Regions from separate parts of the Mus musculus genome. Here region 1 is linked to region 2. A link is a contact called in ENCODE Hi-C or POLR2A ChIA-PET data. All regions are on one chromosome and are shown on one strand. The core of a region is the stretch at or near the end of the contact, and the rest is flanking DNA. Distances in the headings are between cores, read along the strand shown. Region 1 holds the start of Ano9 (anoctamin 9). Region 2 holds the start of Pkp3 (plakophilin 3).

Region 1 (6,509 bases), core at 2,346-4,845, 38 kb before region 2:
GCAAGGGCACCTAGCCTTTGGAGTTTCACTGCCCCCTAGAGCCCTCGTTGGTCTTGTCCATCCCATCCACAGTGAGGTCACTGGGTCTCAGTTAGCAACAGATGCCTCTCAATGCACTTTGGCCCTTGAAAGGTGCCAAGATCTGTAGCTGGAGAAATAAGGAAGGAGTGGAAAGGTCCATGGTCCACAGGGAAGAAGAGTCAGCGCCACATGGGGCCTCGGCCAAAGTTCTCTGCCTAGAAAGACAGGGCAGCACCGCCAATATCAAGGAGACTGGGCCACACTTCACAGCAGGGCCTCATTCACAGTGCCACTTCCACTTCAGCTGCACCGAGAACAGAGGCCAAAGGGTGTAGCGAGTCTAGCAACACTAGGTCTGAAACACTAGGTCGTGATATGCTAATAAATAGTAATAAACACAACCAAGTCGATGTGTGTTTGTGATAGAAAATGTGAAAGAAACAAAGTAACATAGGGAAGAATCAATGAATTAGCCTTTTTTTTTTTTTTTTTTTTTTTTTGGTTTTTTGAGATAGGGTTTCTCTGTGTAACCCTGTAGCCTTGGCTGTCCTTGAACTCACTCTGTAGACCAAGTGCTGGGGTTAAAGGCATGTGCCACCACTGCCCAGCCAATGAATTAACCTTACACAAACAGGAACATTGATTTGTGAACCTGAGTTTCTAGCGTTTTCATAGTTCTCTAGTTGAAATCTCATGTGTTTCAGTGTCTTTGTTGTTCATTATAAGCCTTTTTTCTATATTCTCACGGACTGCATTCTTCCTGTTTGTTAGTTATTTTTGCAGTGTATGGGATGGACTCCGGACCTCTAGTTTGCTATGTATACATTCTGCTGTTGAGTTGAACTCCAGCTCCAAAGCACAATTCTGTTTATTTTGTTTTTAGAGATAGGTTCTCACTCTGCCTTGCTTATCTTGTGGAAGGGTCCACATTCTGGGAAGGGAGTACAGCTGGAGCTGGTCTTATGTCCCTATCTGGAGAGAAGTTGAGCCAGGCATTTTAGATGCCAATCCCCAAGACTGGCCAACAGCCTCAGCACTCTTTCTGATGGTGTCCATTAACTTCACCTCCTATAACTGTTCTGAGAGGGAAATTTCAAAATAATAAAGAGATACATATATAGAGAGATCTCTTTTGTATCCCAAACTGCATACCATCTAGATTTTCAATAACATGAAAAATCTGGGTAAACATAGTTTATTCCATCCACTAAAACTTGTGTTCCTACCAAGTTGCAATCCCAGAGTTCAGGAAGCCAAGGCAGGAGGAACACTGCAAGTTCTGGGCTATTGTGGGCTATATAGAAATTTAAATGGCATTTTGTCTCACACAATGAAAGAAGAAAGAAACAGAGAGGATGGGAGAGGGGAGCAGGTGTCCTGGACAGACATCCAGCTGTAGTTTGGGTCTTAGCTTGGATTCAAGCCTTGCTGATTTTTTTTACTGGGTATTTGAGACTGTAGGTTGAAGATGCTAAGTACAAGGGTCCTACTTTCTTCCTTAGAAAAAAGAATCACATTCCCCAAGCTTCCTTGCCCTATGGTATGGTTACGTGATTAGATATGTGAAGGGTGGGGCGCACTCTATTCCCCCTTGTTGTTCTGGAGTGTGGATGTAATGCTGTTGAGCAGCCATCTTGGAAGAGAGGAGTAATAGTTTCCTGCTGAAGGACTACACTTCCCAGCTTCCCTTGCAGACAACAGACATATCTCCAGTCCTATAAGGAACTACCTCTCATCTCCCTCCATAGGCTCTTTGGCCATCCACCTGTGTAGGTGACAAGATGCCCCCCTTGCTGTGAATAAACGTGGCCCCACTCAAGGGCAGACCAAGCCTGTCTTTCTGGCCCCTATCTCTCAGCAGCTGCCTTTTAAGATAATGTAACAAAAGGAGTAAGGACCAAGTGAAGGTGGTGACACACAGAAAGGAAAATCTGGACCCCTGATATTTATGCTTCAGCATCCAGCCCCAGACTTCTTCCTAGAGGAGAAAATACAGAAATGTGTGTCAGTCACTACCAACTCCATTTGTCGCCCATATGCTAGTACACCCTTCTAGTTTGGTTTTTTTACTTACACAGTGTGGCGGTTTAAATAGGAAAGGCCCCCTTATAGTCATTTATTTAAATGCTTAGCTATCAAGGGATTGGAACTCTAACAGGATTGGAAGGATTAGAAGGTGTGGCCTTGTTGGATCGATCTCTCTCTCTCTCTTTCTGCCTTGAGATCAGGATGTAGCTCTCACGTACTGTACCAGTGCCATGCTTCCTGCCATAATGATAATGGACTAAACCTCTAAAGCTGTAAGCAAGCCCCCAGTTAAATACTTTCTTTTATGAAAGAGTTGCCTTGGAGGGCTGGAGAGATGGCTCAGTGATTAAGAGTACTGATTGCTCTTCCAAAGGTTCTGAGTTCAAATCCCAGCAAACCACATAGTGGCTCACAGCCATCTGTAATGAGATCTGATGCCCTCTTCTGGTGTGCCTGAAGACAGTGTCTTTACATATAACAAATAAATCTTTAAAAAAAAAAAAAGAGTTGCCTTGGTTATGGTGTCTCTTCACAGAAATAGAACGGTGACAGGTGACAACTAAGACATAGTTACACTGCTGGCTCTCTCTTTCCCTTCTTCCCTCTCTAGTTTGATATTTCCCCCTCTTCCCACCCCCCCACCCCCGACCTGCTATAGTTCAATCCTAGAGCCTTCTAGGGCCCTGAAGCTGAAGGAGAGGCCTGCCATTTATCTGAGAATCCTGAGCAAGTCTATGCCAAGTCAATGCCTGAACTGTAGGAACGTCATATACAGTGTTACAGAGTGACACAGTGTTGAGCAGGTGACATTGGGTGTGTCCTGGCTGCCAGCCACCCTGTGATAGATACTTTTAGAGATCCTGCCCTGACTTATCAACCCTGTTCCTGCATCTTCAGCTTCACAGTGCTTTTCAGATTGGGCCCCTATGTGCCCTTCCTGAGGAAGACCATCCTGCCCCTGCTAGCCTCAGCATCCTCAGGCTGCTCCCACACATTGGTTACTCTAATTCTGCCCATAGCCTTCTCCGGCAGCAGCTGTCAGTGCAGCTGCACAGCAGGGCTCAGTCTCAGGATCCCCGGCTTCAGGACATCACAGGAGCCCAGGAATGAGAAGTCCGTTCCTTTGGGACTCTGTCTTGCTATCCCTTTGCCTCTTTCTCCTCTGTGGAGTCGACAGTACATTTGGAAGGTCAGGAATGGACTCTGCAGATGTCTCAAGGACAGGTGGTACTGAGTACCTATCTATTAAGGCCGTCCATGTCGCCATTTTCTCTCGAAGCGGGGTGTGTGTGTGTGTGTGTGTGTGTGTGTGTGTGTGTGTGTGTGTGTGTGTGAGACGGACTCTACCTTGCAGCCAGGGCATCCCTGCAGGGAAGAGAATAGAAAACCCAGGAGAGGGCTCCACCTTACCCTTGAGAAGAAGGTGTTGGGGTGGCGGGACACTGGAAGGGATTTTCTTGGCGGGCTTGCTGCTGGCTCCTCCCCAGCATACTTGGGCAAGCAATCAGAGGAGTAGGCGGGGCAAATCCACAAGGAAGTCAGGTAACAACCGGGAGCCCGCAGGCACTCTCACACCTGCCAGTGCCAGCCAGCATCCAGAGCCCCACATTGACCGAGGGACCAGCCACCAGCATGCAGGTGAGCCTCGGTTCTGAGGGTACATGCCTGCAGCCTCTACAGCTGTCATCCTTCCCTGAAGGCTTGGTGGCGGGCAGTTCCCAACAACCTGCCATCTCAGGGAGCACGCTGGCTAGAGTTGGATCCTTGACTATGGGGCAGGCTAAGGAAGAGGCACGATTGATGAAATAGCTTTCTAGTCCTATTCTGGAATTCTGAAGATCCCAGGAACTGGGATCCTATAGGTATGTGATGTAGGGTTTTTCTGCCAGACTTACCTATGTAAGGTGAGAACAGAGATGCTGTGGTGGGACACTCAGACCTGTGACTTCCACTGACGGGGAGGGACTATGGGCACCAGGTTAGACTGGCCTGTGTAGCTGTGTGCCACACTTTCTGGATCCTGCTCCAGGCAGACTGGACCTGGAGCCTAGGTGTAGTCCAGAAGGTAAGATGTGTGTGTTCTTGGGGTACCTTTTAGAAAGCACTATGTCCCCTTTTGTCAACCAAAATGGTCACCTGGGGCAGAGGCCAGCACTTAATCTCCAGGGAGGAGGCAAGGGCGAGGTAGAGAGTGAAACTAACTTCCCACGGAGGCACCAGGCCTCCAGGTGTGGGCTGTGTGGGTGGCTGCTCCCTCTGCTTTTATGCAGTCCTCTCACTAGGCCTTCCAGACCCAGCTCTGGGAACTGAGTGTTCAGGTTAGCACATAGACACCCTTAACCTGGCTCCAATATCCATCCCCTTGCCAGCCTCTTTCTCAAGCTAGTGGTATAAGGAGAGAGAGCATGAGCCTTTAGGACCTAAAGTTTAGGTACACAGAGGGTTTGGTGGTCCCAGGTCCTAGTGGATCTGAGCCTGCCCTCTACTGTTTAAATTTCTTCCATGACTCTCCAGAGCTTTTGTCGAAGTCCAAGAAACCTTCCTTGACCTGGCTACTGTAAACGTCTAGCCTCGCCTGGTGGCTTTCTCCTTGCCCTTTATACTCCTGCAAAGTTGAAGTGCTGAGGACAAAGTCACCGGGTGTAGTGACTACCCAGTTCCCAGGGGTGCTGAGGACTGAGTCCTGTGGGGACTTGCATGCGCAGGGTCAGAAGACAAGCCTCTAGAGTCAGTTCTCTCCTTTGACCACGTGGTCCTAGGGATCAAACTGAGGCTTGGTGGCAGGTGCCTTTATCTGCCGAGCTATCTCCCTGGTCCGGGCATAAGTTCTTCAGATCCATAGCTTGTGAGTCTTCTGAGGTGGTAAGGAGTGAGTCCCTGAAGGGGTTGAGAGCTGAATAAACTTGCCAAGTGCAGCCTGCCTCTCAGGACTGACACACATGCATGTCTCTCTCCCAGAAATGCTGCCCCAATCTTTTCCCTAGTTTGTTCATCTTTTGCCTTAGGAGGTAAAGATTGGGACCACCTCTCCCACAAGGTAAACATGACTCCGGTCCCTATATGTGTCCACCCATGCACCACCCTCCAGGGCTCAGCACTGAGAACACAGAGTTTCCAGTTTAGTGTCTGGGGATGGATATGGGGAGGTATTACTAGGCAGGGTGCCAAGGACATAAGGGTGCCCTGGCCGCTTCTCTTGTTGGAAGAGTGTTACAGGCCTCAGAGCACTAGCAAGGGAGGTAAACATGATCTTGGGACAAGGTGGGCCAAAGGACAAGTGGGGTGGGAAGCCAGGTCCACGCCTTCATGCATGTGTGCCGTGACCTGTGGGTCAGCCTCGGTTTGGAGATGGATGCTCTGTATGCACGCGTCTCTTCTGTCTGCACTGACCGGGAAGGCAGCTCGGAGGTGAGCACCAGGGAGCAGGGCTGCCCTGCGCTGGTTCCCTGCATCCCTGACCCTCAGGAGGGAGGATTCCTTAGGAGATTTGATGGCCCACAAACTGAAGAGGTGGCCTGTGTCCATAATGAAGAGCTAGGGGCCCTACCTGAGTCCTGAACCTTGAGCCCTAGGCCATTGTGTATGGCCTGTAGGACTGGAGATGCCAAGGGCTGGGGAAAATGGCAGGAACGTTAGTGGCCAGGCTGGTGATTTTCTTCACTCTTTTCCTGCCCGTGTCAGGCTGATTCTTTGTTGCGGAAGTGATATCCTTGGATTCTATTAGAAAGAAATTGAATCTCTGAGGGGCCAATCACATCAGAGCCAGGGTGTCTGCCTGTGCTTGAACCCTAGTCTGGCTGTATACGGTAAGGTGAAAGTCTAGGTCCAAGGCCCAGCTGAGTGTGTGGGGACAGCCTTGTCCCTATCCTGGGTATCCTGGAGTTTCAGGAGCCCACACAACCTGGAGGTGGAATGCAGTGGATTAGGACCCAGGAGTTTTGAGCACTTCAGGAACACTGAGCAAGCTGTTTGGCTGGAGGTAAAGATAGTTTCATGAGCTGGTCCCATCATGAACGCCCCAAGGGCAATACTGAGATAGATGCTTACAGGCATTGCTTTGCCATGGATAGATATATAGTGGTCCTGCCCAGAGTGGCTTCAGCTTACACTGGCTGAAGTGATGTCTCCAGCCCCTGGAGGCTTCAGGTAACTGTTCCAAAGCTGCACACATCTCTAAGGGGATTTCTGATATAATTTTGGGACTGGCTAGAGACAGCCTCTTAGCCCAGCCTTCAAAGGTATACTTTGTGGATGGCCTCTTCTTCCCAGGGTGCCCCCTAGTTTGGATTCCAAAGTCCTACAGGTTCCTGGTTCTGACCTAGGTCTTGCCTGTGCTCTAATATGTTCTACACACTAACATTTTGGGCCCACACTGATGACTGTGGCTTATGGGAGAGATTGTGGCTTATGGGAGAGGGGAGACATCAGAGGACATCTGCCCAGGTCGATCGAAAGTCAAG
Region 2 (6,383 bases), core at 1,084-3,583:
TTCTCTGTTCAAAGGAGTTCAGACCTGACCTCTGGGCTGCCTGGAGAAGATGCCAGGGTCTCCATTAGCTGCCCAGATCCCTGGCAGAGCACAGCATCTGGCCCTTCCAGGAAGCCAGCTCAACCTGCTTAAACCCACCGTGAGCTCCTCTTGTGCCCAGACTGTGTCTGTACTACAGTCACGAGGGAGTGACATTGTACAGGCCAAGGATACAGTCTCTCTGGCTCAGTCTGCTCAGATCGGCACTGGTAGAACCACCTGGTAGAGCCCAAGGCAGGCACCACACCTACCCCATCCAGCTGCACATAGTTGAGGACAGGGAGACAGTCCAGCTCTGTGGTCAGTAGACAGAAAGATGGAGGTTGGGGTATGGTTAGGGTCTGGTCAGAAGTTTGGAATGACAGGTGGATGACTGCATTGGTAGGGGAGAAGGAGGTGAAAGAGCATCACATGGGTCTATAGAAAACAGGTAACTGGGGCTGGAGAGATGGCTCAGTGGTTAAGAACTCTGACTGCTCTTCCAGAGGTTCTGAGTTCAATTCCCAGCAACCACATGGTGACTCCCAGCCATCTGTAATGGGATCTGATGCCCTCTTCTGATGTGTCTGAAGACGGCTACAGTGTGTACATACATAAAATAAGTAAATCTTTAAAAAACAAAATAAAACAAAACAAACAAAACAACCACCAGGCAACAGAATGAACAGAGAGAATGGTGCAGGGTAGGCGAGGCAGAGTTGAGGCCACACAGGAAACATCATCCAAGAGTTGATGGTGACAGTGGCAGGCTTTGGGTGGACTCAGCCTTTGCCAAGGCTCCTCTGGGTTTGGGAAGCACTCCTTTGAGCAGAGCACCTGCTACAGAGGTCAGTATTGGTGTGGGGAAGGGGCCTTCCTTCGCTCCTTCCCATTCAGCTCAGGGGGAGGACAGTCTGATGTTCCCCAGATCCACCCAGGTTAATGAGGCTTCTGGGCAGGGGCTGTTAACCCTTTGACGCTAGTGAGGGCCAGCCTAGGGGGCACACCCCAGCCTGGGGACCTTACGCCCACCCTCAAATTACTATCCTCCTCCCCCTAATTGGCAGGGTAGCCAAGTGATAATTAACCCCTCCGTGTACCCTCCCCCACCCCATGACCCCTGGGCATCAACTTGGCTCCAGAAAGACTTAGGCTCAGATTTTAGGCAGCAATCCAGCTCCTGACCTGCCCTTCTGCCAGACAACCCTCTCCTTCTGGCCAGACATCATGGGACCACTGAGAACTGAGGGCTGGACCTCCGAACAGAGGTTCATTGTACTGGCTAAATTTAATTCCTGTTGTTGTAGCCTGGCAGGTATGGAAAGGATGTTTCTGGAGTGACTGCCTTGAGCCCAGCCTGTCTGAGTGACCCTCTAACACACACAAAGACACAGACACAGACACACACACACACACACACACACACACACACACTGCCCCTGAGGAGTACCCTTTGGGCTATTCTCATGAAGTGTATCTGGGTCACTCCTGGTAGGCCCAGTTCTGCAATTCCTCAGGGAGCCCCTGCTCCAGACAGACCTGGGCTCTATCCAGGATCACCCCTCTCTCACATGCTGTTACCATTTGGTCAGGAGGCACTCTGGCCTCTCTGAGACCTCAAGTATGCCTGTGTTCTGTGGTGCTGGGAGGGAATGTGTTTGGGGGTTTGCCGACAGGTGGGCCTGGCTGCTCACCTTGTGCCTCCAAGTCTTTCCAACTTAGGGAGTGGGTAGGCCCAGCCCCAGGACCCCTGTCCCGGCTGGGGAAGGAGAGATGCCCCACCCAGGCTACTCCCTATGCCTGCTGGGGCGGGGCAGTGACTCAGAACAGGCCTCTGTAAGGTGAGTCAAAGCCTGAACCCCGAGCTTGGACGGCTTCTGCCCCTGGCACCACCACTCCTGCCCTGGCCACCTCCACCGGCCACTGTCACCACTACCAACTTCATTACCCTCTGTCGCCTACCATACCCAAAGTTGGCCTACCTCTGGCGCTCTCCGCGGAGCCATCAAGCTCAGCAGACCCATTGTGCCGCGACTGCTGGCCCAGCTGCAGGAGGCGGGCTCGGACTTGCTCCTGGACTCTGGCAGCTCTAAGTCGATCAGCCTCCGGTCCCTCCGCACCCCGGCGATCCAGCTGTAGGTCCGAAGGCAGAGCCAGGGAGCAAACACCAGTCTCAGGCTGCAGGGCAGACAGCAGGAAGTTACCTTCCTGCATAGTGACAGGGGCGACTAGCCAGCCCACCTGTCCTGGGCCTCTCCCGGTCTTGTCCCTCGAGGCCCGGTTCCAGAGTCTCTTCCTGGCTGGCTCTCATAGACAGACGCCCGCCCGCCCGCCCAGCCCAGAGCTTGGCTGGGGGCGGGGACACCTGGGCCAGGTGGGAGGGAGGGGCCTCTGCCTGCTTAAGGTGGAATTTGGGCGGAAGAACTGGCCCTGCGTGTCCTCAAGTCGCCTGGCCTTCCCTTTCCTCCTGTCCCAGGGCCACAGGAACGTGGGTTCTACTTGCTCTCAGTCTTCCAAGTCCAGACCAAACCCCATGGGTGCCAGCGTTCTCAGTTTGAGAGTAGGGCAGGGAGCCTGTGGGAGCCTGTCACTACAAGCCATATGAGAAGGAATGTCCCAGCCTGGGGGGTTGGGAGCTCTAGAGTACCAAAGACCAAGCAGCTTCCAAGACAGCTGGACCCAGGCTTGTTGAGGTCCCAGCAGGGTTGGCATCCAGACACAGTTTCAGGTTTACAGAGTCCGGATAGAGGATAAAGAACTTGAGTGCTAGAGTTTTAGGGTCAAGAGCAGTACCATGATGGCCCTAAACCTGGGCCTGACAACTCAATAAGAGAGCCCAGTGAGGTAGACATATGTCCACCCCCTGACCTGCGAATCTGGAAACTCACCCCAGCCTCTACCTGTACAGAGGCTTCAGAAGGGCTGCTTGGCCCTCTCTGGCATCTCTCCCCAGCTTCTGCCCCCCAGGCCTGGGGTGGGAGGCCCCGTTCCCAACATCTGAGTCATGGCTGGCAGGCGGGGCTGCCCCAGGGGGTTGACTCAGAGGGGCCTAGGCTCATGTCAGCACCTGCCAGGCTGGGGGGCCAGGAGGTTTGGGGGGAGAGCTGGGCTAGAGAAAGCGGGGAGACTGGAAGTGAGGGGCACCAAAGCTTGTTCCTAGAAGGTCTCCCAAGCACCCCTGTCAGGTAGGCTAGCATGCTGTGAGTTAGGCCGGCCATCTAGGTAGATTGGGAAGGTTAAAAGACAAAACTAGGAAAGTTGGCGTATGGGAACAAGTTGCCTCACGTTCCCTGGGACTTCCCTTAAGTATTCCTGGGTCTCTATCCTAAGGGCTGTACTTTTCTAAAATCTAGTCCCTGGGCTCAGCCTGAGCTCTCTGTCCCACACCAGGCCCTTTAAGAGTCCTGGACTCTTAAAGACATTAACAGAGGGTGACTAGGCGCAGAGTCCTGGAAACGGAGAGTGCTCAGAGAATGACAGCATCCAGGACAGGATCAGGATGAGTAGGAAGGGCTAGAGGATGGGAGTCAGAGGTCAGAGGTCAGAGATTGCTGGGGAGAGAGCACCGAGGGTGAAGCCCCCTACCCCCAGGATAGAATCTGGCGGGGATCTACTGGTTGTGGCTGGAGGCAGGGGCTGGGCAACCTACCTTGCCGCTGGTCTGGCCCCCACTGGCTCCCTGGCTCATTCTGGAGGTCCCTGCTGTAGGACAATTCCTTCTGGGCTCCATCCGGGTCCGAGATCCTGCGGTGGGCTCCATCAGGGCCCAGCTTCTGTGGGCAACAGCCTCTGTTTGGAGATGGTACCGTGGGGGCACCCGAGGGTGGGGTGGGAACGTTGCACACCCATCTCATCAGACCGGTTGCTTCCCTGGGAGACGTGTTTCGTGTGGAAAAATCCTGGGAGACAAGTTTGTGCGGCGCCGTGCGGCCTGGAGGCACACGCCTGGTCTGAAGAGTCCCGCCCTGCATGCGCTAGGTCCACCCAGAGCCCTACAGCAGCCAGGCTTGGGAGTAGAGGGGGGCAAGGGTTCGAGGAGAGTGCAAAGTGGAGACCCATAATTACACAGGGCTGCCAGGGGCTCAGGTGTGGTCGTAGCCAGGTAAGGAGGCACCTGGTGGGCATGAGGACACCGCGTTCACGGTACCTGGATGGAAGGCCAGAGTCAGTTTTGGGGATGGGCTTGGCAGAGGGCTGTGGTCACAGCTGTGAACAGCCTCCATAAGGACATGGGGACCAAGAGCTGTATCCACTTCTCACATCAGACCACAGGCCTCAGTCTCAGCATCCCTAAAAAGCCTGGACTCTGGGCATTTCCTTTAATGGCTGTATGGCTTTGGTGTCAGTTAACGCTCATTGAGTCTTCTTGTGGCTCTCCGCCCCGAGTTTGGAGCTGTGGCTGACCCCTGTGACTCCTGTGACCCTTGTGACCAGTGTCCCTTCAACGTCTCTGTCTCTCTGTCTTCTCGGAGGGAGGATGGGAAGGGTGCAGCGGGTCTTCCAGGAGGAGGTGGTCTGATGCGTGAAGAATGCTTACTCAAGGAACTGAGAGATGGATGGTTGAACCTCTGATGTAATCAGGCTTGGAACCTGGAACTCGGGATCACGAAGAGTGAGTAAAGCTGTTGATGGGCTGTCATCCACTCTCTCACCCTCCTAGTGACTGTCACCTCCCAGAGAGGAGTGTCAATTGGGAGAGGGTGTAGGGGGGGGCTTGAAGGTTTCTCAATGGAAGAGGAGTGGGAGATTCTGCTTGTGGGCAGCACTTGAGGAAAGAGCTGGGGGAGGGGCACTGAGAGGGAGCCCGAGGGCTGGGAGCTTGTGCATGGTACAAGGGTAAGGGATGGGCTTACTAAGGAGTGGACGTTGAATGCCTAGGAGGAGAGCGTTAGGACATTAACAGCAGAGTCTCTCAGACGCAGATGTCATGAGCATGCCAGGGCACAGACAGGTTAAGGAGGCTCCTGATGGTCATGAAGCCTAAGGGGCAGGGTGATGTCAGCACTGCTTTGGTGTGAGTTGATGAACTGGCTGGGCCGGAGACCGGCAGTGTACATCCTCGTACCGGTAATGTCCAGAAGTCTGAGAGTCATCATCATGTCTGCCCAAAGGCCACCTCTTTCTCATAGCCTGCTCAGACTTGCTCCATGGGAGTCACTCCAGACGTGTTCCCAGGCATTGCAGCCCCCGACCCCATCCTGGACCCACGGGTGGGCTGGTTTTTTACTATCACTAGCCATGGTCCAACCTCAGACTTACACCCTGCGGGTGGAAGGCAGCTGAGGAGTGCCAGTCCAGGTCACCAACACGTGTGGGGACATGTCCACCTGCCCATCAGTCCATCCACATTAATCCATTCACTGGTCAAGGTCACCTTATTGTGTGCACCAGGAACTTCGGAAGGAGGCTTCTGTGGCGTGACACCCAGGACTTCTTCATAAGCATTCCCCCCTGGACACTGCAGCAAGGAGAGCAATGTGGGGTAGTGGCCAGTTTGTGGCAGAGAGACCACAGCAGAACTAAGCACCAAAGAGCAACTTGTGCTTGTGCTCATGAGCAAGTGCGTGTGTGTATGTGTGAGTGTGAGTGTGAGTGTGTGTGTGTGTGTGTGTGTGTGTGTGTGTGTGTTAGCCTTTGTAGAGAAGGAATGGGGAGGGAAAAGACAGGGGGTGGCAGCCTGCAACAGGTGTGGTGATGGGAAGCATTGCCCCAAGGCAGTGAGTTATCCCTAGAGTGTGGCTACTGCTGACCCCAGAAGGATGAAGTACCAGACAGGTTGATGAGTGCTTTGTTCATACTCTGCCCGTAATCCTCCCTCAGAGGGACTCCAGGAGGGTGGAGCTGTGACTACCTCCATTTATTGATGGTGAAACCGAGGCTCCGGAAGGCTAAATGAGTTTCCACAAATTACATAAATGTAAAGCGAGCCGGAATCTCTTTTTGTCTCTCTGTGTGTGTCTCTCTTTTTCAGCCAGGGTTTCTCTGTGTAGCTCTGACCTTGACCTCTCTCTGTAGACCTGACTGGCTTTGACCTCACAGAAATCTGCCTGCTTCTGCTTCCTGAGTACTGAGAATAAAGACGTGCTCCATCACATGCAGCATCTAGAGCCATTTCTGACATTGCGTAGCGGCAGAGCAGGGGTCATTGGGGGTGTTGCTCACTGGCAGAATGTGGGCCTTGGTAGAGTTGTAGATGTCATCTCTAGGTCTGGGCCACTGCCTGGACACTTCCTCTGAAGGACTGTGTGTTTCTCTTAGTGGTGGGTTGTCAGTCTGCTCTTTGGTCCTGTGTGTCTCCATGGAGCCCTTGGCTAGCCTCAGTGCACACTTGAGGTTCTCATTTGTTTTTGCTTTTTTGAGACAGT

The links. Hi-C counts contacts between places; a loop is a spot of excess contacts on that map. ChIA-PET counts read pairs that join two places held with the same protein, here RNA polymerase II (POLR2A).
Region 1: a loop to region 2 is called in a map of left cerebral cortex, with 2.0 times the contacts of the local background. The contact joins the promoter of Ano9 here to the promoter of Pkp3 in region 2. A Hi-C loop is called at or near these places in 2 of 37 maps with a recorded cell type or tissue (both left cerebral cortex). POLR2A ChIA-PET finds 5 or more read pairs at or near these places in 4 of 5 experiments (Patski and embryonic stem cell).

Annotation. Positions count from the first base shown.
Region 1 is chr7:141,114,892-141,121,400 of GRCm38, reverse strand. It overlaps Ano9 (anoctamin 9), which reads left to right and starts at 3,595. Exons shown (of 24, transcript NM_178381.3): 1 at 3,595-3,687. The coding sequence starts at 3,682.
Region 2 is chr7:141,075,719-141,082,101 of GRCm38, reverse strand. Pkp3 (plakophilin 3) reads right to left here and starts at 2,333. Exons shown (of 13, transcript NM_019762.2): 1 at 2,001-2,333. The coding sequence starts at 2,232.